Linked DNA regions of Mus musculus: region 2 is linked to region 1. A link is a loop called in an ENCODE intact Hi-C map of the cell type or tissue named here. Cell type or tissue: left cerebral cortex. All regions are shown on one strand. Each heading gives the region's core, and the rest is flanking DNA. Links, peaks and the distances in the headings are about the cores only.

The links. A loop is a pair of places that touch in the nucleus more often than their neighbours do. Peaks named below come from ENCODE experiments on the same cell type or tissue, not always from the same donor. Only the 100,000 strongest peaks of a DNase experiment are listed, where the experiment ranks them.
Region 2: it touches region 1 in a loop (2.1-fold over the local background); 5 of 42 quality-filtered maps call a loop at or near these places.

The regions. Positions count from the first base shown.
Region 1 is chr14:55,112,337-55,127,928 of GRCm38, reverse strand. Jph4 (junctophilin 4) reads left to right here and starts at 10,994. Exons shown (of 6, transcript NM_177049.5): 1 at 10,994-11,938; 2 at 12,484-13,033; 3 at 13,751-14,522. The coding sequence starts at 12,655. In left cerebral cortex, for the core only: a CTCF peak has its summit at 8,011 (motif pointing left); DNase peaks (open chromatin) are centred at 8,012, 8,319 and 8,851; H3K27ac peaks cover 1,106 bases.
Region 2 is chr14:55,197,356-55,212,947 of GRCm38, reverse strand. No RefSeq gene overlaps it. Among named protein-coding and RNA genes, the nearest start is that of Dhrs2, 17 kb to the left of the region's middle. In left cerebral cortex, for the core only: no CTCF peak of the experiment used is centred there; a DNase peak (open chromatin) is centred at 7,693; H3K27ac peaks cover 535 bases.

The DNA.
Region 1 (15,592 bases), core at 6,921-9,420:
TCATTGTCAACTTGACAGGCTCTGGACTCAGCTAGGGGACAAGCCTTCACACACACACACACACACACACACACACACACACCCCTATGAGGGATTATTTAGATAAGGTTAGCCTCTGGGCACACCTCTGATTGTCTTGATTAGGTTCATTGAGGTAAAAGAATCCACCACTGGTTCATGCACTGAATCCTGGACCACATGAAAAGGAGAAAGCAAGCTGAGTGCCAACATTCATCCCCCTCTGCTTCCTGAAGGTGGATGCAATGGACCAGCTGCCTCAACTCCCTCCTGCCGTGACTTCCCCAGGTAGCCTGCACACTACCTGGGCTGCCCACTACATAGGAAGCATCGAAACATGGCCAGGAGCCTGATATATGCCAAGCATGACACCAAGTCAGTATCCCAGTTTTTTTTTTCAGATATCTACAGTACAGAATTCAAGGATTACCTGGCTTTTGAGTTTCCTCAAGCAATGTGAAGTAATATTGTACCCATTTTCAAGGATAAGGAAACTGAGTCTTAGATTATACAACTTTCTCAAAGACATTCTACAGTCTGGCTGACCCAAGCCTTCTCCCAGGTACTAGGAAGAATGCCCTATAACTTGTGAGGGGACCTAGTGGCCTGTGAGGAACCTGTAGTTAAACTCAGGCCTAATACCAAAGCTGTGTTTATGGAGAAGAACAACTAGAACATGAAGATGATTGCTAGCTAACAACCTGCAAAGTCCTTCTTGCTTTCTGTGCTTCAGGTGCCCCAGGTCTCCTGCGTTGGTACCTACTTCCTTTACTACCACATGATATTAATATTTAGTTAGCATAAGTGTTGTCCCAAGAGAGGCTGGATCCAGCCCAGATAGGCTGCCAGGGCCTAAGTATTCTACTGTCAGAGGCATGCTCCTGGCTGGATATATCCGAGCCTCTTTGTCTAGCTCCCACAAATATTCCTCTCCCTTCACATTCCTTGTGTTGGGGCCCAGTTTAAGGAATAACTCCTCAGCTCCCATCACCCTGCCTGTGTAGGTGGCTAGCATCTAGACTTTGGCGGTCTAAAGGTGCCTGGGAAGGAGGCCGCCGCCTACAGATTCATGTGACAGCCTTTATGTTTTTATCCATCATGGTAGCATTTGCTTGGGTGGCATCTTTCGGTAGTGAAGGATGGGATGGAAGCACATAGCCACAGGCAACATTGTATCCATAGCCACAGGCAACATTGTATCCAGGCAACCCTGCAGCAGCAGCTGGACCACAGGCATCCAGCCGGGAGAGTGCTAGTTCTGCTTGGAAAAGGAAAGATGTAACAAAACCGGAGTGCTCAAATGTAAGCTCACAATGACAAAAGCCCAGGAGTTGAAATGCACTCAGGGCAAGGACCAGAGGGTTCGTGTGTCACCATCAAGGTGAACCCTGCCAGAAGTTCTTCTAAAGTAGTAGGGAGGGGTGGGGACTGAGCAGCATACTTAGCTACAATGCATGAAACCATAGGTTCAATCCCTGGCACCACATGTGGTGGTAACATCTGTACTCCCAGCACTTGGGAGGTGAGGGCAGGAAGCTCAACGGGTCTAAGTCACCCTTAGCTATAGACTAACTACGAGGCCAACTTGGGCTTCATGAAATCCTATCTCAAAATTGCTAACAATAAGGCTGGAAAGCTGACTTAACAGTTAAGAGCACTGGCTGCTTTTCCAGAGGACCAAGGTCTGGTTCCCAGCACCCACATGGCAACTCACAACTGGCTGTGACTCCAGTACCAGGGAATCCAATACCTCCTTCTGGGCACCACAGACAGATAGTGTACAGATATTCATGCAGCAAAATACCCATACGTATAAAACAGAAATAAAGGAAAATTTTTAATTATAAAAGTACCAATAATGGTAATCAGTAAGGCATCCAGGAGTCTCCCAGGGAGATAATAAGACTCGTTTCACTGTCACCAACTCTCAAACAATCCTGCCTGTCCACAGTCTGAGGTCACCACTGTCACCCGTGTCTGAAAGCCAGAAATAGAAATGAGTCACTTGGCCTTCGAATGTGCTTAATCTAATGCTGAATTTATTAAAGATGAAACAGTACCCTCTCACAGTGAGAGCCTCACTCAGCACAGCACTGCTGTGTGTGGAGCAAGGATCACAGCCTTCACACTCTTACCATGTTTGCTGCCACTAGAAAACAGGGCCACACAATCTCCTCGGCTTAGTCCTGATATTTGGTCTGAGGGTACGGGACTTATAAAACATTAGGGCAGTGTAAGTTACCTCATTCTCTTTTTTCCTAAAGTTTGCCAGCAAGGGGGTCTCATGGCAGTTGAAGAGAAGCTCATCTCAAGGTCAGGATGGAGATTTTAGATACATACCACAAAGGCATAAATATCCCAGGTCGTTCTGAACATAATCAGACTAGCTCCTGCCCAGCATAGGCAGGATATTGCTATAGGCAGGAAGAGAGCTGGCAAAACACCAGAGTGTACAGACGGTCAGTAAAACAGAAGGCTGGCCAATGATATGAGGGACCAGGCATCACCATCACAGTCATTATGTGGGCTATGGCAGTGGTTCTCAACCTGTGGGTCATGTCCCCATTGGGGTCAAACAACCCTTTTTACAGGGTGGCCTAAGATCGGATCTCTATATTATAATTCATAACAGTAGCAAATTTTCAGTTATGACATAGCAACAAAAATAATGATATGGCTGGGGTCACCACAATATGGAGAACTTCATTAAAGGGTCACAGCATTAGTATGGTTGGGAACCACTGGGGTAGATCATGAAGGTGGGACCTAGAGCTGTTTTGGAGTGTCACATACTATTAGACTGCATTAGATTGAAGCAAGGCCAGCAGTCCCACGATCTTGAAGCCACACTCACAAGAGACCACTGTGGTTTCTTCATAGCTGTTGCTTAGGACCAGGGTAGCTCCTAGAATCCAGAGCTGAGGAGAAAATACAACGGTGTCATTAGGGAAGACATCTCTGACTGAGTGAGAGAGCATCTTGCCTGTCCGGCTGCTGAAGCAAAGTACCAAGATTGGGTGGTTACGAATAAGCCACATCTGTGTTGGTGACAAGAAAGCTCAGGGTGCCATTACAACCAATAGATGAGATGGCTGCTACCAAAGGCAAGGTGTTGGGGAATCTCCATAGGCAAGCCCACAATAAGGCTGTGTTTATGGTGGTTTAACTACAGGCTTTAGTGACAAAGAAACTCTCCTGTGGACATGACTCAGCCCTCAGTCACTGGTCTAGCAGCAGCAGACCCATAGGAACTTGTCAGAGATCATGAAGCTTTGGCACCCACAGTACTGACGTGAAGACACCAGGTATACCTTCTCCTGGCAGTAGGCATCTATGCCCTTTTGGAGACCCCCTTTCCCCCATGGAGCTGCAGGCTATGTGTGAAGCCTTCTTGGATCTCCCGGGAAATGGAACAGTAGAGGATTCTGGCTTCCTGGTCCTCAGTGAAGACTAAAACTGACCTCAGCCTTCTCACTTCCCACTTGCATCTGGCACCAACACCCATGGCAAGCAATGGATGATGAGAAATTGGGTGGAAGGTTTATGTGCTTATGCAAAGATTTCCTCTTAAAAGTGGGAGAATGGAGCTGACCTCCTTATGTGAATATTCTTACTCTTGTCCAAAAACAAATCCAGGCCAAGGGCAGCCTTGCACAGGACTTGGTGTGTAAACAGTGGGAATAGAGTCTGTGATTGCTGTCTCTGGACAAAGGACTCACACAAGGCAAAGGGAGAATAGGTCTCTACTGTCCCCTAGGACAGAAGGAAAGGTTTCCTAACCTAGAAACATATTCTCCTGCTTTAGGGTGAGTGGGTGGGTGGGTGGGTGGGTTGGTTGGTTGGTTGGTTGGTTGGTTGGTTCGTTGGTTTGATACAGGGTCTCCTGTAGCTCCCTGGCCTTCAACTCTTGTGTAGTAGAGGCTGGCCTTGACCTCCTGATCCTCCTGCCTCCACCTCCTAAGTGCTGAGGTCACAGGCACGTATCACCATGCCTGTATTCATTTATTCTTGGCATACCACTTCAAACAGTTGTTCTCATTTTTCTTCGAAGATGTCACCCCCCCTCCCAATTTTCTATTTTCATCTGCAAGTCAACAAGATGGTAATCAGTCTTAACACCTGCTTGTTTTTCATTTAACAAGGAAATTCTGCGAGGAGCAGCAGTTGCTGCTGCAAAAGGTGAAAATTCCCCCCTGGGAAAGCAGATAGGTGAACCGCAGGGCCATAGGAAATGCTAGAAACCAGAATCTGAAGTCTGAAGCCATTTCTACATTTATCCCTGCATAATTGAAGTTTCTAGATTTTTAACTTGTATTTTATTATTATTATGTGTACATGATAGGGGGTGGGTGTGTATGTGGTGGCGTATGTGTGGAGATCACAGAACACGTTTGTAACAGCAATTCTATCCTTCAATCTTTATATTGGTTCTGGGAACTCAAGCTGACATGGAAGGCTTACACAGTAAGTCCCTTTCCTGGTTCAGTCATCTCTCTGGTTCTGTATAATTGTGTTTTTAACACCAGTCCTCTCTGGCTACCTCCTCCTCTCCTTCCAGCTGCTAAGTGAACTTGAGTAATGATCAAAACTCACTGAATCTTCCTCTTACCTACATGTACAAATACAAACGACTAGTATGAAATAAGATTAAACCCTCCTATTGGGATTTGGAGTGTTTGGAATTTTTCTCTTCATTTTCTGATATGTTGAGCCTTCAGGCACTCTAGGTCCCAGATCCTCTTTCTTCTACAGAGCAAACTTGTATTACACCAACTAAGGCTACCTCCCAGCCATACTTGCCCAGGGTGAAAGATTTAGATGGAGCAAGATTTAAAGCTTTATCCTGGTAGTAAGTGGTCTTGCTGGCTGCTACCTCTGGCATTTGGCCCAACACTCAGGACTCAAAGGCACAGGCTCCAAGACCATTTAGCCTGAGATCAGCCTTTTCCCTCCTAATCCTCCACTACACACCAGCCACTTAATTTGCCCCAGTACCTATATAGGTAAGTATCCAAATCCATCCTAGCCCCCACTGAATATCCCTTCCTTTCTCCATCGAATCCCAGGGAAAACCCAGGCTCTTTCCTAGTTCCTCTGGGTGGTTAGAAAAGTCCAGTCCCTTAGCCTGGCCCCCAAGAACACCATGTTCCAACCCCCTATGCTCTTTACAATCGCCACAGGAAATGAAGAGGCTTAGGACGGAGGAAAGATATGATAAAATCCTGGGCTGCCTGAGGCATGAATCTCATAAAAGCTATTGTTTTTTCCCCAGAGAGGAAGGCTCTATGCGTTCACTATTCACAGAAATTGAAAGGGTTCACAGTTCGTCGGAACCATCCTTAGCTCCCTCAGCTCAAGGCTGTCAAGTTAAAATTCCTGCTGTACGGTGAGCTCGGTCCTACAGAAACATGTACAGAGACAAAGCAAATTCCGTTCTCTTGGCAGTGTGGCTTCTGCCAGCCAATTAAACAGAGCCTGGTTTTATTAAAGGTGTTTTTAATACAGATGTGAAGCATGGGGGTTAGAAAAGGAAGCACTCAGAAGGATGCATGCCAGAGCATGCATGTGGGTTTCTCAGAGTCCGGGCTATCTAGCTCCCTGCTCATCAAGCTGATAAACACTGGTGCAGCCAAACAGGGAAGGATACCTTTTGCAGAGCATTCTGGAATCGTGATCTGGCAAGTAGAGGTTTAGCTGTGCCACCAGCCAGCAGCGGTCAGACGGAGGAAATGCAGTGTCTGGCTGCCAGCCATTCCTGCTCTCTCCCAGAGTCAGGATCTCTAGCCCCATCCTGACCCCTGGTGGCTGCCCTTTAGATGAGGCATGGGACTGCCAAGTTCCTCCCTGAGCTAGGAGCCATAGCTACCTGATTCTAGAAAAACGGCCCTAAGCCCAGCTGGGATTCCTAAGAATGACAGGTTTCCTGTGGCCTCTTCAGGAGAGTCTGTTCTGCTGTAGCCATCAGATATTTTCTCAGTAGAAGCCTAGCAATCAAAAAAGGGTGGCAGGGGTGGGCTGGTGAGATGGCTCAGTGGGTAAGAGCACCCGACTGCTCTTCCGAAGGCCAGGAGTTCAAATCCCAGCAACCACATGGTGGCTCACAACCATCCCTAACGAGATCTGACTCCCTCTTCTGGAGTGTCTGAAGACAGCTACAGTGTACTTACATAGAATAAATAAATAAATCTTTAAAAAAAAAAAAAAAAAAAAGGGTGGCAGGGGGAGGAGGAGGGGGGAGTTCCAAGCATGTAAATTAATATACATAGGCACATAGGTGTTATGCAGAACAGCCAATAAAATCCAGGGTGCAATCAGAACAGACCAGCATTCTCTTGCATAGTTGCTGAGGGTACAAATTCACACTACCTTTCTAGAAGCATTCCTGGCAAAATAAAGCCAAAAATCTTAAAAAGGTATTTCTAACCCAGAATCCAGTAATTATACAGTTAAGGACTTATCTTCAGGCTGGAGCTGAGGGGGAAAATCCTATTTCAGAATGCGGCCTGATGGTTTTATATGCATGTACCTCATGGTTCGGAAACTGAGGCAGGAGGAACACCGTCAAGGCCAACAGGAGCTACAAAGGTGGAAAAACTTGCCTCAGAGTAACAAAACAACAGACCAGTGTAAGTATCCCAAAACTTGACATCAGAAAAGAGAAAACGAAATTAGGCAAGAGTAATTGCTTGCTAGAGTAATTGTTGATCCGCTTGGGTAAGGGGGTACACGGAAGTTCTTCCATTCATTTTTGTCCCTGGCATGTGTTTGAAATTTTTCATGACAGGGACTGTGAGAAGACTGGGCAGATCAAGGTATTCACCTTGCAAGCCTAATGATTTACATATGAGCCCCAAATCTCCTGTGGAAAGACAAAACCAACTCCACAAAGACGTCCTCCAACCTCGCATGAGCCTGAGACATGTGCACTCACAAGCACACGAAAATACACGCATTGGGGTTTTTTTTTTAATTTTCATGGAAATTTTTTTAAATGTCAGACAGAAATGGAAAGATTTCTCCACAAACATTAGCTTTGGGTTTTTGTTTTGGTGGTGGTGGGTTTGGGGAGGGGGGCTGCTGTTGGTAGTTTGTTTCTCTGTGTAGTCCTGGCTGTCCTGGAATTTACCATGTAGACCAGGCTGCCCTTGAACTCACAGAGCTCCACCTGCCTCTGCCTCTAGAACAATGGGACTAAAGATGTGTGCCACACCACCCAGCTTATATGTGCATATTTCTGCTATTAAAAAGTAATATGGATGGCTGAAGAGATGGCTCAGTGGTTAAGAACACTGACTGTTCTTCCAGAGGTCCTGAGTTCAATTCCCAGCAACCACATGGTGGCTCACAACTATCTGTAATGGGCTCCGATGCCCTCTTCTGGTGTGTCTTATAACATTAAATAAATAAATCTTAAAAAAAAAAAAAAGTAATATGGAGTCTGATATGGTGGCGCAGAACTTTGATCCCAGCACTCAGAAGGCAGACGCAGGCAGTTATCTAGGAGTTTGAGGCCAGCCTGGTCTATATAGTCAGCTCCAGGGTAGCTGGGGCTACATAGTGAGCTCCAGGCCAGCCAGGGACTACATAGTGAGACCCTTACTTGAAAGACCACAAAAAAAAAGAGAAAGAAACAAGCAAACAAATAGGATTTTTAAAAAAATGCTGTGCTTGGATAGCTCACAAAGCTTAATGCACTCAGACAATTAAAGATTGCACAGTCATTCAGGATTCAATAATATTTTAATGATAGGACAAAAATGTTTATTATATAAAGCCAAGAGAACAAATACAGTACACGCTTAAGTACAGGTTAAGTATAACTTAACAACCTGTTAAATAAAAGCTATAGAGAAGATATTATATGAAATTAAAGGGGGCTGTATAGACAGCTCAGCAGTTAAGGGCATTGGCTGCTCTTTCACAAGATCTGGGTTCAATTCCCAGCACCCAGCCGTGACTCCAGTTCCAAAGCACACAGTGCCCTCTTCTGGCCTTCTTGGGCTCTACAAGCACCTGGTGCATAGACTCAATTCAGCACTCATACACAAAACGTAAAAATAAATAGATTTGCAAAAGAAAATAAATTAAGGTGTTTATTACACAGGAGACTACAGGAATTCTTATTTTCTTCTTGATATTGTGTCTGACTTTCACAAGTCTACAACAGCTGTCTTACTTTCCCCCAATGCATTTGTTAGAGCATGGATAATTTTGTCAACTTGACAGGATTTAGAATCTCCATGGAAACACACCTCTGGATGGGTCTATAAGGCTTTTTCCAGAGACTGAAGAGGGAAAGCCCGCTTTGAGTGTGGGTGGCACCACAGCCACAGGCTTGCCTCTTAGCATGACTCTAAAGGAGGAGGCAACCTGAGAACTTCTGTTTCCTCTGCTCCCCAGCTAATCCCAGAGAGTGGTTATCAGCCTCCATGCCTTTCCCACCATGATGGATTTGACCCTCAGACTGTGAGGCAGGGGAGACCCTTCTTCCACTAAGTTCCTTGTGTTGGGTACTTTATCTTAGCAATGAGAAACACACTTACTAAGTTGGGAATCTGACATACGTGGAGTTCTAAGGGCTGTTACACATTAGCATGTTAAGTAACTTCTAGATCCAGATTATAAAACTGAAATAATACCAAGTTAGTTTTGAAGCCACCATTTGTTGGGCATTTACAATGCACTGGGAGAGCACCATACTAAATGGTTTTTTCTCTGTATATTATCGTTTGTACTGTTCATATAGTCACTTCAGCCCTTGCTGCGCTGTAATATCCCCATTGTAGAGACAGGCCAGCTACAGCTCAGACACATCAGGTAATGTGCTCTGCTTTGTCAGTTTAGGAAGGCCAGTGTTGGCTCCCGGCCTAGACTGCTCAGTTACAGTTGGTGTGGGGACCGATGAGCTAATGCAGACAGAGTGCCAAGCACAGAACCTAGCTCCAGCTAACACCAGTTCCTCTCTCCATGACACTTTTACATTTGTAAATTGTGACAAAACAAACCAGTTCAGTCTCAAAAAGAAAAAGAGAAAAAAAGAAAGAAAGAAGGAAAGAAAGAAAGAAAGAAAGAAAGAAAGAAAGAAAGAAAGAGAGAGAGAAAGAAAGAAAACAATAAAAATAACAAGTGTCCCTATTCTGAAAGAGATGACTGTAGCAACCATTAGGGACAGGCCAAAAGGCTAGCTCCCTCAGAGAAATGGGGGAGGAGCACAGCCAGGGCTGTGTGTCCCATATATTACAAGACTTTCTCAGGACTTCACCAGTAAAGATGTAGATGTCTAATGAGAAATGAATGAATGAATATATGAACCAACTATCCTGTATTAAGTGGACCCCAAATGGACTCTGGGATTTTTGTTGGTGATGGTTGGTTTTGGTACTGGAGATTGAACTGGGGGCCTTGCACATCCTAGGCACATGCTCTCCTACTAAGCTACACATCCCCAGTACCTGATGGCTACCCTGCTTTGTTCTCAAAAGTGCTTTAAATATGTGGTTCCCTGCTGAGTATGATGTTAAGGTGGCTGTGCCTGTAATCCCAGCACTCGGGGAGGATGAAGGAGGAGCCTGGGGAACATAATGAGACCCTGTTTTAAAAAAAAAAAAAAAAAAAAGAGTAGTCTCTGCCCTGGAGAAACTTCTAGAAAAACACAATGTGATTTAGGGATATAGCTCAGCAGACACACAAGCCTACAGCCTGAGCTCAATCCATGGATCCTAGGTGAGAAGCCAGATGCAGTGGCCCACATCTAAGCCTAGCACTCCTAAGGAAAGATGGGAGTCCACAAGAGGATCAGGCCAACTAGCCTGGAGTACATTACACAGAGGAGACAAGAGCTATCTCAACAAGACAGAAGACAAGGACTTCCTCTGATATCTCTCTCTCTCTCTCTCTCTCTCTCTCTCTCTCTCTCTCTCTCTGACACATGCACACACCACCACCCCACTAATATATACATAGTGTGTAGTATGCACACACATGTGCCTGTGTGTGTGTGTACAAGAGAAATCCCTGTTTATTTCGATCTTCATACTCTTTATTTTACCAAAGTACCCAATGTAACCCTGACTTTAGGGGATGCTCCCAAGCACAGACATCTGGAAGAACTGAAGGGCTCGAAAGACACCAAGCTGCCAGCTAGAGCCCAGTGATAGAGCACGCGCTTTATCCCAAGAACCAGAATTCCGTTCCCAACACCAACAAAAATAAAAGTCTGCGTTTAGTGTTCTACTTCTAGCTTTGCCAACTTTGCCAGTGTGCCCCTTGGTGAATGACTTCCCCCTCGGGGCTCTGGATCTCTTTAAATCAGGTGTGGGGATGAGGGGTGGGCAGCGGGGACTAGGTCCTATGGGGAAAGAAAGGCAATTGAGCACACTGGTGCCTCCTTCCCTGTAAACACGCAGGGGCAGGCCAGAGGAAGCTGAGAAGGGAGGGAATGCAGTACGTGAATACCTGTGTGGTCTACTTGTGCTGTCAATCTGGAGAGTGGACTCGAAGAGGTCGATGATGGGCTTAAGGGGCCACAGCAAAAGCCTGCTCAAGCAAACTTGTGTAATTTGCTGTGTTGTGAAAGAGAAGACTCCAGAGCCCTAAGATCTTGGTGGCCTCCTCAAATTTGAGCCCCCTTAATGAACATACCAACACTCCCTTCAGAGGGCCCATCCTAGACAAACTGTTGGTGTCCGCGGAATATTGTGTGCATTAGCTTAGTGGGGCCTCCAGACAGGGCCCCATCTCAAGCTACCTCTAAAACTGTGACAGGGTGGGCGCTGTCTGGTGGAGGAGTTTGAGCTGAATGGGCAGAGGTATCCACGTTCAAATGCCTCCTGGCTTCCGGCCAAGCAGCTGGCAGGTTCATCCCTCTCCCCAGGGTCCTCATAAACACCACTTCCGGACCTCCTGTCTCCATGTGGGCTCTTCCTGCCGGGATTTCTATTCTCATGCCTGCCCTTTCTCTGCAGAGCTTTCTCCCGCTCGTCGCGAGCCTTATTTCGCTCTCTTCTTCTCCCTATGTGATTCTGCTCCCCTCCTTCCCTCCACCCTTGACTTCTCTCCCTAGCTATCTCTCAAGAGTCCTGGAATGGGTCTCCCTCGCCATCTCCCATGCCGGCTATATCTCCCCCTGCCATAGCTCTCACCCCTGCACCTCATTCTTTGTATTCCTCTCGCACTCCCGGTCTCCCCAGCATCTCTCCTCCCCCGCCTGGCTCTGGCCTCCCCCTGCCTCCCCATCTTAAGACTCCTCCCCCTAGCTCCTCTCCCCTCCCCTCCCTCCACCTCACTCCACTCCCTGCCTGCATGCCACGGTTTCTTTCCACCGTGGGGGTCTCTGAGCCTTCCATTCTCCTCTCCGCCTGCCTTCTCCCTCACCTCAGGGGTAGCGAACCCCCTTTTTTTCTGCCTGAGCATCCTCGCACCACCCCCACTGCCACTGACTCTCTCCCCACCCTCTCCTCTCCGCTTCTCTCTGCCCCTTTAAATCTGCCTGGCCCAGCCTCCCCCTTGATGCTGGGTTTGGAGCAAACATTGATTTGTGCTGGGATGGAATTGGAATTTTGATTTTTTTTTTCCTCTCCCAACCATAAGAAGAAAAAAATAAAAACACCCCTTCTTGATAGCCCCCTCCCCTTTCCCATCCAGCCCCCAGCTCCTCTTCGCTGTCTCCGTTCAAGACAGATTTTTTTCCCCCTACACTTATTCTCATCCCCTCCACCCTGCCACTACCTCACCCCCCACACTAGCCTGCACCTTCAGCCGAGGAAAAGGGACTCTCCCATAGCTCCCCCACCTTCCTTCTCTGGGTTGTAGCAGTCTCTCCGGAAGGGAAGGGGGCTTGGCTTGTCCTGGTGAGGTGTGAGTGGAGGGACCCTGCCATGGAAACTGCGCCTGGGAGGCAGCCTGAGCCCCAGCACACATGGTGAGTAACCTGTCCCCTCCCTTTCGCCAGTCTGCCCATCCCTACCCTCATCCCCCACCCCACCCCCAACATCCCCATTCTACCATCGGCCCACCTGGGGCCGGCTTTCTAGCTAGCTACATTTTTACCCCCTTGCCTCCCCCGCACCCGGGTTTGCTAGCGGAGCCAAAGAATCCAGGCAGAGGGGTCCAAATCGCCAGGAAAGCAGGTGTCGGAAGACCCTGCCCTGGCCCCTCCCAGGTCCCCCACCTCCAACTGCCATCCACGCTCCACACTCTGGGGTTCTGGGTTGGAAAAGTAGGACTCGGGATCAGCGCTGGGACCCCAAGTCCCGGGAGGCGCCCTCTACAAGTTGGGAGGGATGGGAAAGCCCCCTTGCCCTCACCGCTTGGGAGCTGCTAAAAGATGCTGCCTAGGGGGGATGGGAGGAGGGCTGGAGGGCGGTGCTGATGCCCTAAAGCTACCGGCAGGGGAGCGGCTGGCAAAGAAGGGGACCTCGCTTTCCACTTGCCTCGCTCTCCACTTGCACCCCTCTTTCTCCGCAGCCACTCAGGATGAGGGTCCGGCCCTGCCTGCCCGCGCTGGGGCCCCTCCGCCCAGCCCCGGTCTAACTGCCCCCGCCCCCAAGCCTCGCCCGGCCCCCAGGCCCCCAGCCGGCTCTCCAGCCCCATGATGCGCTGAGCTGCCGGGGGGCTGAGGCCGCGCCAACTACATGCATGTCCCCCGGGGGCAAGTTCGACTTTGACGACGGGGGCTGCTACGTGGGGGGCTGGGAGGCGGGGCGGGCACATGGCTACGGCGTGTGCACCGGGCCCGGCGCCCAGGGAGAGTACAGCGGCTGCTGGGCTCACGGCTTCGAGTCGCTGGGTGTCTTCACGGGGCCCGGCGGACACAGTTACCAGGGCCACTGGCAGCAGGGCAAGCGCGAAGGGCTGGGCGTGGAGCGCAAGAGCCGCTGGACCTACCGCGGCGAGTGGCTGGGCGGGCTGAAGGGGCGCAGCGGCGTATGGGAGAGCGTGTCCGGCCTGCGCTACGCCGGGCTCTGGAAGGACGGCTTCCAGGACGGCTACGGCACCGAGACCTACTCGGATGGAGGTGCGGGGCCCGGCCCACTACTGTCTGCCCGTCCGCGTGCGCCTCCCGTCGGCCTGGGGCGCGTGTGCTTCCCCAGCCTTCCGCCTTCCACGCCCTGCTATTCCCATCCTCCATCCTCCTTCCCCAGCCATATGCGTGCGGTGCGCCAGCCTTCTGTTTCCAGTATTGCCGTCCGTCCCTCACACCATCCCCCAGCTCAGGACCCCAACCTCCATCTTCCTGCCTCTCCCACCACCACAACCACCACCACCATACTCATAACAAACTCATTTGACAGTTTTTCTTCCTGCTTCTCTCTCATTCCAACCTGCCTGCCCTTTCCACCTGCCTGACCCCTCGCCACTTAACCTGTAATCTTCAAGTCAGCTTGTAGCCTGCTGTCCTGCTTGCCTGTCACGTGCCTTTTTTACACACTGCCACCTGTCAGCTTGAGCATCACGGTCTCTGAGCCACCTGTCCTTCATATACTCCAGCCTGCCCGTTTCTCTGCCTTTCCCCAGTCCACTGACATTGCCAAAATCCACGTGTTTATGCTACTCTAGTTGTTTTCATCTGCTCTTCCACACCTTCCAACGAAGCCTGGCCTGTTCTTTCCCAGACCTCCGCACTCCCTGCTTCCACCTGTCACTTGAGCTTCCAAGGGCTTTGGGGCTACGAATTAGTGGGTTTGGGAGCCCACTGAAATGTTCTGACTCTTTCACTCCTATACACCCACAGGCACTTACCAAGGCCAGTGGCAAGCCGGGAAACGCCACGGCTACGGGGTGCGCCAAAGTGTACCCTACCACCAGGCGGCGCTTCTGCGCTCACCCCGCCGCACCTCCCTGGACTCCGGCCACAGCGACCCCCCGACGCCGCCTCCACCCCTACCCCTACCAGGAGATGAAGGAGGCAGCCCAGCCTCCGGCTCCCGAGGCGGCTTCGTGCTGGCGGGGCCAGGGGACGCCGACGGGGCGTCTTCCCGTAAGCGCACCCCAGCAGCAGGTGGATTCTTCCGCCGTTCACTGCTGCTCAGCGGGCTCCGGGCTGGTGGGCGCCGCAGCTCCCTGGGCAGCAAGAGGGGATCTCTACGCAGCGAGGTGAGCAGCGAAGTGGGCAGTACAGGACCCCCGGGCTCCGAGGCCAGCGGGCCCCCAATCCCAGCTCCACCTGCCCTCATCGAGGGCTCAGCCACTGAGGTGTACGCCGGTGAGTGGCGTGCGGACCGGCGCAGTGGCTATGGAGTGAGCCAGAGATCCAACGGGCTGCGCTACGAAGGCGAGTGGCTGGGCAACCGACGCCACGGATACGGGCGCACCACCCGGCCCGATGGCTCCCGTGAGGAGGGCAAGTACAAGCGTAACCGGCTGGTACACGGGGGACGTGTCCGCAGCCTCCTGCCTCTGGCCCTTAGACGGGGCAAAGTCAAGGAGAAAGTGGACAGGGCTGTCGAAGGTGCCCGTCGAGCTGTGAGTGCTGCCCGCCAGCGCCAGGAAATTGCGGCTGCCAGGTGGGCATCTGGTGCACAGATCCAACTTGGGTTGAGAGGAGAGGTTCCTCTGGGTACTAACCACACTTAAGAGAGAACCAAGACCCAAGCTCTACAGCCTATTGGGGAAACATGAGCAGGCCTGTGTCCAGATAGTTGTAGCCCTAGGACTGAGGGTGTTTAAAACTGAGGCTATAGGTGGGTGTGGGTGTAACCGTGGGTGGCTGAGTGTTGGGGCGGGGGGCGGGGTAGTAAGACAATGCCACAGTCTATTGTGTGAATATGTGCACCTATAGACTCCTTGGTGCGTGACTGGCACAGTGAACGCTGCTTTGTACAGGCCCTGAAACCTCTTGGTTGCCCTGGTCTTCTTGCTTAGCTCATTCAGCCTTCAGGCCTCAGACTACTAGCTTCCATCCTGGACAAAACACTATAGACCTTTCCTCACTAGTTTCCAGCCTGACTTTATTTCAGCCTTGGCTGTAGTCTATTTCTAGCTTTTGAGGAGGTCTGGTTTTTACAGCTGAAATCTATTCTCTACCCACTTTGCCTGCTCTGGCTTCTTTTACTCAGATCTGAAGGGAGGAGTCTTGCCTCTAAAGAAGATTTGTCTTTCAGTAAATAAGATTACATTTCCACGCATCAGAGTCTTGTTAGCTAAAGCAGTAAAGTCCAGAAAGACTACAAGACAGGTGTGGGGCCCGGCGCGGTGGCACACGCCTTTAATCCCAGCATTCAGGAGGCAGAGGCAAGCAGATCTCTTGAGTTCGAGGCCAGCCTAGTCTTCAGGGCTACTTTCAAGATAGCAAGGACTACACAGAGAAACCCTGTATCAGGAAAAAAATTTAAGTAACAAGTAAAATGATTTTTAATAACATATTATTATTTAAGCCATATTTCCAAAATTTTTATCCTTTCAAACAGCAATGTAATTTGCATTCCTTCTGGATTCTTTAAAATGTTGCATGTAGTTTTTTCACTTATATCATTTCTGGTTGAGAGCAGCCACATTTTAAGTGCGTAATAGTTCTGTGAGATAGCACAGATCTAAAAATAGCCAAAATTGGTTTGGAATGAGAGTCAAGGACCCT
Region 2 (15,592 bases), core at 6,566-9,065, 85 kb before region 1:
TAAGACCCTGACTCAAAAACAAACACAGGAAGGAAGAAAGGAAGGAAGCAAGCAAAAGAGGCAGGATTGTTTCAACTTCAAGGTCAGCCTGATCACACAATGAGATTTATCTCAAAAGAGAGAGATGGGGGAGGGGCTATAATGATGGCTCCTCCGTTAGGAGTACCGCTTGATGCTCTTCCAGAAGTCCTGGATTCAATTCCCAGCATCCACGTGGCTGCTCATATCCATCTGTAATCCCAGTTCCATGGTATCTGAGGCCCTCTTCTGACCTCCTCAGGCACATAGTGCCCAGATACACATGCAGGCAAACACTCATACACATAAAATAATAGAATATATGAATTGAAGTAGAAACTTAAAAGGTTCTTTGGAAAGTCGGTTGGATGGGGCTTTGCTGGGGCAAACATTGTGAAGGAACGTTTTGTTAAAGAGGACACAGGCGTGAAAGGCTAAGGTAGACTCGTGAAGGAACTCTACTGAATTGGACTTCTGGTATATCCATGAAGTGTTGTGAGTGGACTGGGCTGCCTGCTAACCTATGAACTGAACTGCTAATTTCCAGACAACATTGATGAGAGTTTCTCTTAAAAAAAAGAAAGGAAGAAAGAAAGAAAGAAAGAGAGAGAGAGAGAGAGAAGGGAGGGAGGGAGGGAGAGAAGAGAAGAGAAGAGAAGAGAAGAGAAGAGAAGAGAAGAGAAGAGAAGAGAAGAGAAGAGAAGAGAAAAGAAAAAGAAGAAAAAAAGAAAAAAAAACCTTTCTAAACAGGTCCACTTCCTCCCACCCTGGTGAGCGGTGGGCTACAAGAAAGAAAGGTTAAAGCATTTAAAAACCATCATTAAAAATAAGATTTTTTAAAAAAATTAAAGTTACATATGAGATATTCCATCATGAATGTGAATGCGTCTTTCTATCTAGAAAGATAAAGCCCGAAGATTCCTGCCCTGACAGTCCGGTGCTGGGAAAAGTACAACTTTAATGCACGAGAGAAGCTCTCTCACGACCTCATCGTGGGAGCAGATCAATGAAAGACAAGGAAAGTCAGAGCCAGACTTTAATCAAGATGTCGAGAGTAAAGTCACATGTACGCATAAATGTCAAAAGCTATTTGCATTGAAAATGTTTACGTCCCTCGCTTTGATGAGTCCACATTTTGGAATATTGCTAGAAGCATGATACTAAATCCCCTAAGGAACTTCTTGGTAAATATATTCACCATAAAATGATTCACCATAGCAAAACTGAAAAAAAAAATCTGTCTAAATACTCAACACAGAGCCGCAGTCAGGAAAATAGAATATTTGTATTATAAAATTACTGGGTCTGGAGGCTTGCCTTGTCTATATTTTACAATATGCTACGTTCTATTTCAATTTTATATTACAGCATAATGACTTTACTACCACAAAGATGAGCTAGACACCACTACCTAGCCTGATATTACCTGTCAGCATTCATTAAAGCTATAAAATAAAATAAAATTTTCATTTCTCTCCTGCTGGGCAATTAAGACATTTTAATTCTTTTAAAAATTATTTTATGATTTCATGATATTCTTTGATCAATGTTCCCCCATACAGCAACATTTTTTTTTAATTGATGTCATGTTTATGGTGTGACCAGGAGTCAGAGGACAACTGATGTGAATTGGTTCCAGGGATTGAACTGAGGTTCCCGGGCTTGGCAGCAAACACCAAACTCACTGAGTCACCCCTTCCATCCGCTCTTATCCTCTTCCCTCTCCCTCCAAATCCATTCTTCTTCCTGAGGCCCCCTCCTGCCTTTCTGCCGTGTGTGTGTGTGTGTGAGTGTGTGTGTGTGTGTGTGTGTGTGTCTGTGTGTCTGTGTGTCTGTGTGTATGTGTACCTGTGTGTGTGTGTATGTATGTCTCTGTGTATATCTGTGTGTGTGTGTCTGTGAGTTTGTCAGTGTGTGTTTGACTATGTGTCTCTGTGTGTGCCTGTGTGTCTGTGTGTGTGTGTATGTCTGTCTGTGTATACCCACTACATTTAATTAGTGCTGCCGGCAGAGATCATGGGTGGGGGGTTATTTGCTTGAGTGAGGGCCATGTACCAGTGGCTACACCATTGAGGAATAGAACTCACTCTCCTCCTATGACCTTTATCTACAGCTCCCTCAGGAGGGGTGGGGCCTTCTGAGTCAGACCATCTTCCACCTGTGAATGTTGATGGGCCCAGGCTTGTGCAGGTAGCTAGCCACTGATGCTGTGAGTTTATAGGGGCAATGGCCATGTCATGTCCCAAACCACTTTACAGCACTCCTTCCAATTCACCAGCACTTACATTCTCTCTGCCCCTCTGATAGCTCCTGAGCCTTGGAGAGGGTGATGTAGAGTCCCATTCAGTAGCTTTCAGCATTAAAAATGTTGTAAAGAGCAGGATGCAATTACACACAACCCCAAAGTTATCCTGCTGGTGCAAATATCTAGAGGTAAGATACAACTGAATTGTAAATATAGCGTTCAAGAAGAGAATAAACAACAGGAATATAAAGGAGACATCATAAAATAATAGGGTGACTAATAATAGTAGGAAATACTACCAGGTGTGATGGCACACACCTTTAATCTCAGCACTGAGGATAACTAGGACTGTCTCAAAATTAAGTATATATATATATCCCTATGAAAGGCCCAGGAAGCCTCCCCAGACAGCCCTGCTTCCTTCTCTGCCCTAAGCAGTCTTGGCTAGCTTTCTCTCTCTCACTTGCCCACATTCACTCACTCACCTTTCCATCACTGACTCCCCTCCAGCCCTCACATCTACACCTCCTTCTGCTTGGACCACTCTTGCAGATCTTTTAGGTCTTGGCTCCCAATCACTCCCCCAGAGACCTCGCCCTCCTCTTCCTATACAATATCACCCTTCTTAAACATTGTCCTGTTCAGAAGTTACAGCTGAGGGTCCATAATTGAAGGAAAATATCAAATACCAAGCAACATAATAAGATGTAAAGCAGATAAATCCATTCTTTGGAAGAGTCAAAGTGCAGGAATGACTTGAGAGAAGTCCTAATGGACCAGTCCAGCAAGAAGAAATGTGGCCTATACAGAATAAATGCAGTGCAAGACACAGCAATGGGCCAGGAGAACAATAAAGAAAGTTGGCAAATCTATCACTCAATGGATAATAAATCATGACTATTGAGAGGCTAAAAGCCTGGGGAACTGAAATACTAGACAACAGTAATGTGGCCTTAGGAAGAAAACATGCAGATGGAGATACAGGCAGCCTGGTTTTCTTTGAGAGAAGAAAAACATTACAATTTAAACTAACGGCTGACTTTAATTTTTAAAAAAAGTTAAAATCCTGGGGGGGGGGGTGTCCAGGTGATGGACCACTAACCTGACATTCATGAGGCTTTGGGTTCAACCCCAAGAACAAAGAAACAAAGGGAGAAGTACTTAGTCATAAAAAAGGTAGAAATAGAATATATTACTTCTAGGGGCTGGAGAGATGGCTCAGCGGTTAAGAGCACTGACTGTTCTTCCAGAGGTCCTGAGTTCAATTCCCAGCAACCACTTGGTGGCTCACAACCATCTGTAATGGGATCTGATGCCCTCTTCCGGTGTGTCTGAAGACAGCTACAGTGTACTCATATAAATAAAATAAATAATTTTTTTTTTAAAAAAAGAATGTATTACTTCTAAACCAATAGAGAAACCAAGAATTTTTTGTTAATTTTACCAACAGAAATATAGAGCTGGAGACTTCCCGTGTAAGTTGACAGACTAGAAGCTGTATCTGAGTAAGTGAGATATCACAGTTCAGAGAAGAATCAGTGAAGTGGGCGCTTACCACCAAGTCCAACAATGTAGATTTGATCTCTGGATCCCATATGGTGGAAGGGAGAGGACCTAAGGGTTGTCCTCTGACCTCCATGAGCTCTATAGCATGTGCGCACGTGCACACACACACAAGCACACACACACACACCATGGCAAATAATTGAACAATCAAACATATAAATAAACATGACTTTTTTTTAAAAGGCTAGAAAAGAAGTAAAAGAGCTGGGGCTAGCGGAACTACTCCAGTCTCCGGCCACCAACTCCTCAAGTCACCAGCATTTACAGTGACCTGCTCCCAGCACAGATCTGACAGGCACAGCTGCTGCCACACAGGCACCGCTGATAGTGTTAGCTGTCTTTGCCAGAACCCCACCTGCAGGAAGGGTACCAGAAGTTTCCCAAGGAGAAGGCTGTTGAAAACAAGCCCAAAAAGCACACTGGCACACAGTAGGCACACGCATGTGCAGAATTGTGACCAGTGAGCCCAAACCTGAGAGGGGGAAAAAATGACTTTCTCTAATATTGCTGGTGAACACTACCAGAATCACTGATGTGTGCTTTGGAGCCTGGCACAGTATTCTGTGTTCCACAGAGGTACCCAGGTGAGCAAAACCTTCCACCCTGATTCAGAGCCTGAGTCATAGAAAGCCCTGGCTCATGGAAAGTTTGATCCATGACTCACCAGGGACAAGGCTATAGTTTGCTGGGGAAGAATGGGGTCTGACCAGACAATTCTGACAGAAAGCAATCTACACTTACAATGAGCCTTTCTATCAAGAAAGACACGCTGCTGTCACCTGCCTGGATTGCTGAGAAGAGCCATCCTCTCTCCCACTTGTGAAGACTGATACAAACGGTAATCCTGGGACGACAGAAGCCACGCCGTTACAGTGAGGCTGAAATGCTGGCTGAGAAAATTGTCCTGGTTAGGATTTCTATTGCTGTGGTTAACCACTGTGACCGAAAACAGCTTGGGGAGAGAACGGTTTGCCTCAGCTTATGGTTCATAGTCCTTCATGAAGGGAATGCATGTAGTTAACTCCAGGCAGGAACCTGGAGGCAGGAACTGAAGCAGACGCTTGGGGAAGTGCTGCAGACAGGCTTTCCCCTCTTGGCTTTGCACAGCCCGCTTTCTTATAATCAGGACTGTCTTCCCAGGGATCGTACATCCAGTGAGCTGGGTCCCTCCACATCAATCATCAATCAAGAAAATTCCCCATAGACTTGCCCACGGTCCAGTCTCATCAGGACAGTTTCTCAGTTGAGGTTCTCTTCTCTTAAAGGACTCCAGATTGTGTCAAGTTGACAAAAGACTAACCCATATGAGTATAATAGCACTTTCTACTTCATATTATTGCCTGTGTTTTTAATTCTTAGTTTTGGAGAGTCTTTTCTTCATCTGTTGTTATTTATATTCTTGAATAATGAAGCTACTGTGTTTTTATTTCCATCTCTCAGGAAAGACCTCCACTTTTCTACACCTACTTTTTTTTTTTACATATTTCATCAGCTCTTACATCTGTCTTTTACCTGTTTCTGTGGTCACAGTGCCTCTGCTCCCTCTCACACTGCTGTGCTCCAGGCTTGCCCTCTCTCCCAGCCTTATTCCTTCCCGTGTAAGCTCGTTGTTTCACTACTTAAATATTGATGTCCTTAGCACTAAGGGACACATTCCCCAACTAGGACATTAATAAAGCTGTCTCTGAGCCTTATTGAGCACACAGGTGAACTTGCCAAGTGTCTCCTGCTGCCAGTCAACATTGAGACTGCTGGTGAATCGATGAAGGGAACTGCAGCTGTCTCTTCCATCAACAGCAACAGGAAACATAGTTCCTAGTGAAGACAACCCATCAGAACGACTGACATAAACAAAACCAAGGAGCCAGAGGACTGGGAAAGGGCAGAAGTGGAAGACTCACCCATCCATAGATGCACAAAACACAACAAAGAGCACAAAGGCTGTGGTGAAAACCCACAACCCCACAGCTCCCCAATAATGGAAGTGAGACACTGAGAGGGCTGATAATGAATTTAGAGTCTTATTTTTAAAAGGACCAGTGACCATAAGAGGACTCAAATAAGTGGGTAAAGCAAGGAGATCAATTTAAGACTAGGACAAGAAAAACAATTGCTGAAAAAGGGGAAGAAAGAAAGAAAGAAAGAAAGAAAGAAAGAAAGAAAGAAAGAAAGAAAGAAAGAAAGAAAGGAAGGAAGGAAGAAAGGAAGAAAGAAAGAAAGAAAGAAAGAAAGAAAGAAAGAAAGAAAGAAAGAAAGAAAGGAGAAGAGAGAAAGAGGGAGGGGGAAGGGAGAGAGAGGAAAAAGAGTCAACCACTCAAATAAGAAACACAATAGAAAGCATGATCAACAAACAAGATCAAACAGGAGAATCAGATTAAAGAGCGGAGGACAGATTCAAGATGATCGTATAGTCAAGGCGTTATGCAACAGAACACAACACTGTTGGGGGTGATCCAACTTCCAAGGAGTTTGAAATATAGTCAAGAGACTGGACCTAAGAACTCACAGACTAAAAAGATCACAGACAAAGTCAAAAGGTGTAGATAATTTAGTTAACGAACTTATAGGAGGAAAATTCCCAAACCTAGAAAAAGAAATGGACATCTAAACACAAGAGCCATGTAAACAATAAACATGAGCAGTAAACCACCTCCCCATGACATCTCATAGTCAAAAATGCAAAACAAAGAAACAGTATGACAAGCTCTGAGGGGAAGAAAACACCAACAACACATCATCAGAAACATCACAATGTCAGAGCTTCACCAGCAACCCTGAAAGCATAGCATGGTATATTTAAACCTCTGAGAGTAAACGACACAACCAAAATGGCTTTATCTAACACAGTTACCTCTTTAAATTGATAGAGAACTGAAAATATTTGAAGACAAAACGAAATTAAGCCAACGTGTAGCAATGAAGCCAGCACTGTGGAAAATGCTTAAAGAAATAGTATACAGAAAAAGAGGAGGAAGTCTCGCCTGCAAGAAAGTTCATCCCCTGAGAGGAACGGATAATGAAAGAGCAGGAGAGATCCAACCCAACCATGCCCAACATAGCAAACCAGAAAACTGCTAACACTAACAGAGTAGGAATGAGAGAAGCACAGGTAATCTGACTGACCAGGACAATTAGCAAAATCATAGGAAATACCAAGCTCATCCCAATAACAACCTTGTTAATAAATAATCCATCAATAAAAATGTAGACTAAATGAATTTAAAAATATATAAGATCCAATATCTGTGGTACCCAAGAAACTCACTTAACTTGGAAAGACATCCCAAAACTGAATCAAATGCTGGAGAGTTCTAACAGAAGATACAGCAGCCTATAGGCTGATTCTTCCATCTGATTAAGTATACTTCAAGCAGAACTGGTCAGAAGAGAGTTTTAAAGGCCACTATATATTAATAAAGGAAACAAACCATCAGGGGCATATAACAATTATAAGGACTTATGCAACAAACATTGGGGCTCTCAGTTTTTTTAAACAGATACCAAAGGAATAAAAGGCCATGCTGGTCCTGATGCAGAGGTAGTGAGGAGCTTCTATACCCTCCTCTCGTCATGAGATAGGTCTTCTAAAGTAAAATCAGTAATGAAGCCTCACAGCTAAATTGGATCATAGAACAACTTGATTAAAAGGTATTTCTGGACTATTCCATCCAAAAGTTAAGAATACACACTCTTCTCAGTGACAGATGGAGCCTTCTCTAAAATTGATCACATCATAGGCCACAAAGCAAACCTTAAGAAGTACAAGAAAAAAAATTCAAAATCATTCCTGGCTCCTTATCAGACCACAGTGGAATAAAACTACAAATCCACGGCCATAGAAACCACAGCCATAGCAACCACAGTCATAGCAACCACAGTCATAGCAACCACAGCCATAGCAACCACAGCCATAGTAACCACAGCAACTACAGAAATACATGGAAAGTGAAGAAAACAGTTTTGAATGAACAGTAGGCTACTGAAGAAATCAAAGATTAATTCCGAGTCAAAGTCACACACAGCCCAGAGAACCTCTAGAACACAGCCAAGAGTTCTGAAAGAAAGAATTAGCAGTAAGTGCTCATGTTGACATTAGAGACCCCTCAAGCAAATGACCTAATGATGCCCCTTCAGGCTCCTTCAGATAAACAGGAAGAAGCCAAACCCAAGCCCAATACACAGTAACAAACATAAGATTAGATTTTAAAACACACACACACACACACACACACACACACACAATAAATACTAAGAGAACGATACATAAAATCTTTCAAACAGGGCCTGGAGAGACGGCACAGAAGTCAAGAGCACATACAGCTGGCACATCTGGCAGTTCTCAACCACTTATACATCCATCTTTGTGGGAACCCAGTGTTTCTAGCATCTGTGTGCACCATATAAGCATGCAAATATCCAACACACACACACACACACACACACACACACACAGGGAGGGAGGGAGAGAGGGAGGGTGGGGGATGGGGGAGAGAGAAAGAATTTTAAAGTTCTTTTAAAAAATCACTTAAGCAAATAGTTGGTTCTTTGAGACGATTGACAGTATAGCAAACCCTTAGCTAAACCAACACAAAGAAGAAGATACAAATAAAGAAACTAAGGGATTAAAGAAGAGTTGTTACAACAGATGCCAATGAAACCCAGACAATACTTTGGAAAGACTGAGAAAAGCTTTATTTTAAAAACCTGGGAAACCCAAAATAATGGCTAAATTTTCAAACTAATGTGACCTACCAATATCAAAGCCAGACTACAGAAACAATTTAAACAAACTGTTAGCAAACAATGAGATTGAAGCAGTGATTTAAGCCTCCCTATGAAAAGGCTCCCTGCAGATTCTCTGATGAATTTTATCAACACTTTAAGGCAGATCCAACATCAACACTTCTCAAGCCATTCCATCAACGAGAAAGAGAAGGAACACAACCAAACTCAAAAAGCCAGCATTACCCTAATTCCAAAGACAGATTTAAAAGATAATAATAACAAAAATCCAATAGCACATTCCAGCTCAGGGACTGGAGAGAGGACTCCAGCTAAGGCTGCTTGCTTCTTTTCGGAGAACTGGAGTTCAGTTCCCAACACCCACATCAGGTGGCTCTCCACTGCCTGTAATCCCAGCTCTAGAGGACCTGGTGGTTTCTGGCTTCTATAGGCACCTGCACTCACCACTCACCTTCACACAGAGAGACTGAGAGACAGGGAAAGAGAGGAGGGAGGTAATTTTAAAAAATACGGGCTAGAGAGATGATTCAGCAGTTAAGAGCATATATTGCACTTGCAGATGGACCCAAGTTCAATTCTGAGCATTTTTATCATGCTGTTCATAGTCAACTGTAACTCCAGCTCCAGGTGGATCCAATAACTCTGGTCCCACAACATATCTGCCTGCCTGCCGCCATGTGTTCTTCCACCAAGAAAGCCATGGACTAACGGCCTAAAGCTGTAAGCAAGCCTTCAATGAAATGTCTTCCTTTATATGCTTCCTTGGCCATGGTGTCTCTTTAGAGCAATAAGAAAACAGTAACTAAGACACCATTATCAAGTTGGTTTTATTTCAAGGATGCAGGCTGGTTCAACACACACAAATAACTAAGTGTAATTACCATGTAAATAGATATAAGGACAAAAATCACATGCTATCTTACTATATTTATGGATGCAGAAGAGGTATTTGACAAAGCTCAGCATGCCATGATGATAAAGTTCTGGAAAAAAAAAAAAAACAGAACCTACCTCAACACAATAAAGGCTATATACTCACACCAGCACTATACTAAATGGGAGAAAACTGGGGGCCTTTTCTCTAAAATCTGGACTGAGACAAGATGCCCACTCTCTCCACTCCTATTCAAAACTATGCTAAAGATCTGAGCTAGAACAATTAGATAAGAGAGATATATAAAAATAATATCAGTAGGAAAGAAGTCAGCTTACCTGTGTGTGCAAATGAGGTGGTTCTATACTCAAAAGACCCTACAGACTCCACCAGAAAACTACTAGATTAATAAACACTCTCCATAAAGATCAATAACTTAGCCAAGCAGTAGTGACACATGCTTTTGATCCTAACACTCAGGAGGCAGATGCAAGCAGATCTCTGAGTTTAAGGCCAGCCTGGTCTACAGAGCAAGTTCCAGGGCATCCAGGGCTACACAGAGAAACCCTGTCTCAACCCCCCACCCCCCAAAAAAACTAAAACAAACTCAGGAAGTGTCATATGTACCAATAAAATGAAACCAACTTGGTAGTGGTGTCTTAGTAACTGTTTTGTTTTTGCTGTAAGGAGACACCATGACCAAACAGCATACAAAAGAAAGCTTTCATTGAGGACTTGCTTACAGTTTTTGACGATTAGTCCATCTAATGAATGTGTTGAGAAAAAAATGTAAGAAAATTATCCCATTCACCATAGTGGGAAAGAAATGAGTGCCTAGGAAGTGAGAGACACCCAAGAAGAAATCAAGCCCTAGATGATGCTCTGAGATTGGGCAGAACTACTACTGCGAAAATGGCTATACTACCAAAACAATCCACACAGTCAATGCAATCCCCATTAAAATTCCAATGACAAACTTCATAGAACTGGTGTGGGGGGAGGGGGGGCGTAGGCTTAGTCAAGGACTTCCTAAATAGGACCCTAAGGTCATAGGGGGAAAACCGAGAACTGAGAAATGCAGAGGCAGGAAATTAAAATGCTTCTGCACAGCAAAGGAAACTGAGCAAAGTGGAGAGGCAGCCTACAAGATGGGAGAACAATCTCTGCCAGCCATGTTTCAGACAGGAGCTGTTTTCGTTATTAGTGATAAGACATTCTGACAAAAGCAACTTGTCTTAGGGTTCATTGCTGTGAAGAGACACTGTGACCAAGCCAACTCATAAAGGACATTTAATTGGGGCTGGCTTACAGTTCAGAGATTTAGTCCATTATCATCAGAGCAGGAAACATATAGACAGACATTCTGCTGGAGACAGAGCTGAGAGTTCTAAGTCTGGATACATGGGCAGCAGGAAGTGATAGTGATACACTGGCCAAGCTTGAGCTTCTGAGACCTCCCCCTAGTGACACATGTCTTCCCACAAGGCCACACCTCCTAATATTGCCACTCTCTATGGGCCTGTGGGCGCCATTTTACTCAAACGACCATAAAACTTAAATAGGAAAGGGTCTATTTGGGCTTGCAGTTCCATAGAGATACAATCCTCCATGGTGGGCAAGACACAACAGCAGGCACGGAAGATGCAGTGATCAGTGCAAGAGGTGGGCTCATTTCATTGCAGGCACACTCAAGAAGCAGAGAGTGGACAGGAAGTGAGGCCTGGCTGCCAAGGCTCAAGCCACTTCTGGTGACCCACTTCCCATAACAAGACTCCACCTCCTAAAGGACCCACAACTTTCCAAACAATGCTATCAGCTGGGGACCAAGTATTAAAATGTGACTCTTATGGGCAATGTTTCACATTCAAACCACAACAAGGAGTTGGTATCTAGAATATGGTTTTTTTTAACTGCAAAAATAAAATACTATAAAAACAAAACTGCAAGTCAATGAAAGAATTAATGACTAAACAGACATCTCTCAAAAGAGGACACAGAAATGGCCAACAGATATAAAACATGTTCAATGTCTCCTGTTATCAGGGAAGTGCAATTAAAACTACTTTGAGATTCCATTGTTGTGATTTAACATAAGACAAGACACCAAATGCTGGCAAGGATGTATGGAAGGGATGCTGATGGGTATGTAAACCGGTACCCTGAGACCCAGCTACATTGTTTGTAGGCACACACCTAAAGGACTGTACATCATACCACAAAAATAATTGTATGCCCGTGTTTATCACAGCAGCAAAGAAATGGAATCAGCCTAGATACCCATCAACAGACGAATGGCCACAGAAAATGTGGTGTGTATGCACATGGAATTTTATTCAGCCTAAAGAAGAATGAAAATTACAGGGAAAATGCTGGACCTAGAAATTAGGATATTAAATAAGTTAGCCCCCAACTCAAGAAGGAAAATATTGTGTGCTAATCTCACATGGGGCTCCTAGGTTTTAATTTTATGTATATGTAGGTATGTCATAAAATGCAGAAGAGACACAGGAGAGGAACAGAGGGTCTGAGGAAGAGGAAAGAGTAAGAGAGCACATATGGCATGGAACATGGGAAGTGGTTACTGGAGGAGCAGGGCCTGAGGAAAGGGGAGAAGGAGAATCAGCAAAAGCAAGTTATAAATGGAAGGTGCCATGGCTTTGTATGATATCTTAATCAATAAGAAAAAAGGGGGACCAGAACTGGTCACATTGTCTCACTTCTGTAATCCTAGCACTGGAGAAGCTGAGGCAGGAAGATTGCCATAAGTTCGAGGTCATCCTGGGCTCATTCCAGGCCAGTCAGGGTTACATGTGAGACCCTGTCTCAAAATGAAACAGAAGAAGGGTCATTTCTCCCTTCCCTTTCCTCCCTCCAACCTCGCCCTCCTTGCTCTCTTTCAAATTCATGGCCTCTTTTTTCATTAATTGTTGTTATACACACACAAACACACACACACACACACACATGCATAAGTACAGCTTGCACAGTCTGTATGTTCCTTGTATGTTTGTTTTGGGGGCTGACCACTGGCACTGGATAACCACCCCACCAGGATGCTCTTCCCTAGGGAACACCATTTCTCCCACCCTCGGCATTTCCTGGTTGCCAGGTTGAGGTCTCCTAGGCTTGTTAGATTTTTTTTTTTTTTTTTTTTTTTGTAAAAAGGAGAGAGGTGGAAGGACAAGATGGTGAGAGGGGTGCACTGGTGGAGGGTCTATGAGTTAGGAGGGAGAGCTGATGGTAAATATTAAGATACATTGTATACATGGGTGATACTGTCCAAAGAATGAATTAAAAATACCTTTTCAAAAATGAGCGTGAGAGGAGTCTTAGATCAGATTTCTCTGAATCCTACTAAGTACTGCTTATAAGACACTCCTCAAATGAAATGATTTACAAAGAGTGACATGGCGTTCGTTCATTCCTGTCTTCCCCAGTTACTTCCAAAAGACAGGCTGTGATGAAATATCCCTGCACCAAAAGGTTAGTAGATGAAACCCACTGCTGGCAGACATCAGGGCATCAAGTAGATACAACAGTAATCCAGGAATGACGCAAGTCAGAGGAGCCTTCTTTTCAAACCAGGAAGACTTGGAAGGCGTTACTGAGGAAGGGCTGTCCTCACACATTGAGGGGAACATGACAATCTTCATCAAAGCCCATCTCCAGCAGTGGGAGGCATTCTAACAAGCCAGTTAGGGTGTGTGCTTTCAGCCTTCAAGTTTTAAAGCTCTTCCATGATTTCAGGACAACTTTGACAGACTGAGACAGCTCCTGCATATCCTCTTAGTCAATACAAACTGTCTCATAGACTTATGGCCCACACAGTTACAACTGTGGAAAAGAAGGGATTTGGTCAGTGGGAGCAAACACAGAGTGACCTGTACCCCTCTTGGGCACATTTCATCATCCATAAAGCCACGTGGTGATGTATGCTTCTGTGGTTTCGAGTAGACTGAAGTAGTGCCAAAGCTGGCTGAGTCCTGGCAATCAGCAGGTACTACTAGCTAGCAAGATAAGTGCCTGCTATAGCTAGGATTGCCCCTCCTGGCAGCAAACCCCAGGGGTTACCTAGGCCATAAGAATACAGAAAGTATTGCACAGGAACCAAAAGTACAAGACTCTGGTATGGAAACCCAAATATGGTCTATTACCTTCAGTTACATATAAATGTCAAGTAGAGAGTTCCCACCAGGCTCGAAAAGAGCCCTTCCTGTAGGAGCATGGTAATGACAGAACCATTAAACTCACAGATCTGAATATTCGGAGATGGGGTAGGCATCTAGGTCTTCTCCATGGGGCATCTCCATATCCGTGCTCACTTCTCCTGTTACAGAGAGGTAGACAGTCTCTGCTCCAGGCAGAGTGCATCCTGTGAGTCTGGTCCCCACCTCTGCACTGTGAGCATGGTACTGTGGGTTTGTGGGGACATTAGAAGTATTTTCTGATTGTGCTAAATCTTTGGTAGAGTGCAGTTTACACTTGTATTTCTGGCCACCCAGGGTTTTATTTAAGGAATCTATGGGTAAGGCACAAGCACTAGGCACTATGGGAGAAGTTTAACTGCATTGAAAACAGCCTATAAGAGTTGTCATCTAGAGCTGGGCAGCGGTGGCACATGCCTTGAATCCCAGGGAGGCAGAGGCAAGCAGTTCTCTGAGTTTAAGGCCAGTCTGAGCTACAGATCAAGTTTTAGGAAACCTATCTCGAAACCCATTCCCCATCCATTGAAAAGAAAAGTTGTCATCTGGAGTAGAGTCATGGCAAAGAGAGTTACAGTGCTATTACTGCTGTGACCTCTAGAGACAGTGGGATACACCTCACTCTGCATTTGTAATAAGTGACCAAATGGCAGCCTTAAAACATTGGAGGGATTCTCTCCCACAGATGTAACTCTGTCAGCCAAAGTCTATGGGACAGTTGGCACTGACTGTGAGGACATGCTGGATGACATCACAGATCCTATGGCCTGCTCTGGCAAGTTCCAGGAGGTCCTGATCTCTTGGTGTTCACACCTTTGTCCCTTCAATGTTTTGTCATGGGTGATGTCAGATCACTTCCAAGGCTGTCAAGAAAAAGCCTATGGCTCTGTGGGATCACTCATCCTGGAGCTAACTGTCCTATCTTGAGTAACACTACAGATAAGCCAGCGTGGTAAGGAACTGACTATTGCTCAGTTACATGAACCTCCGGGAGGCAGGTGCTCTTTCTCTAGGCAAGCTTTCAAGTGATGACAGGCCCATTTGAGACTACAGACTCACAGGAGGCTCTGAAACAAAACTGTCCATTAAACTAGCATGAATTCCAGACCCTCAGATAGTGTATGAGATAGTGAACATTGGTGTTTTGGCTATTGTAGTAATAGATAATTTATGCATGATACAATTAGAAACAAATGAAGTTTAATGGCCTAAGACCCATTATGAAAATATATCTGAAACATTAAATGTATGTGTATTAGTTACTTTTATCATTGCTGAAACGAAATGCCTGTCAGGAAGCAATTTAAAGGAGATGGGGTTTATTCTGACTTACAGTTCAAGGAGAAGTCCACCATGGCGGGCAGAAGAGGGATGGCAGCAGGGACATGGGGCTGCTGGTCAGACTGATCCACAGTCAGCAAGCAGAGAGGGAGAAATGTTTGCACCATTAAAAGAGAAAGCACTGCATATAAGAATGTTGCCCCCAAAGCAATGTTTGCAAAACACGCCAACTTCTGCGTCTCCAGAGAAAAATGAAATCAAGCTCTTCTGACTGCTTCAGTCACATAAAAGTAAGCCCAGCGCTGAGGAGGCAGAGGCAGGCTCATCTCGAGTTTGAGACCATCCTGTCTACAAAGCAAGTTCCAGGATAGCCAAGGCTAAACAAAGAAACTCTGCCTCAAAGAATAAAGGAGGAGGAGGAGGAGGAGGAGGAGGAGGAGGAGGAGGAGGAGGAGGAGGAGGAGGAGGCGGCGGCGGCGGCAGGGGAGGGGAGGGGGTTGGGGGAGGAGGAGGAGGAATAAGAAGAACCAAAAGAAGAACAAGAAGAACAAGGACAAGAGAAGAAGAAACGAAAGAGTTATGTTGGTTTACAGTTTATGAAGGGATTCTGTCCTTCACATTAGGGAAGGCATGGTGGCCTGAAGCATGAGGTCACATTGCAGA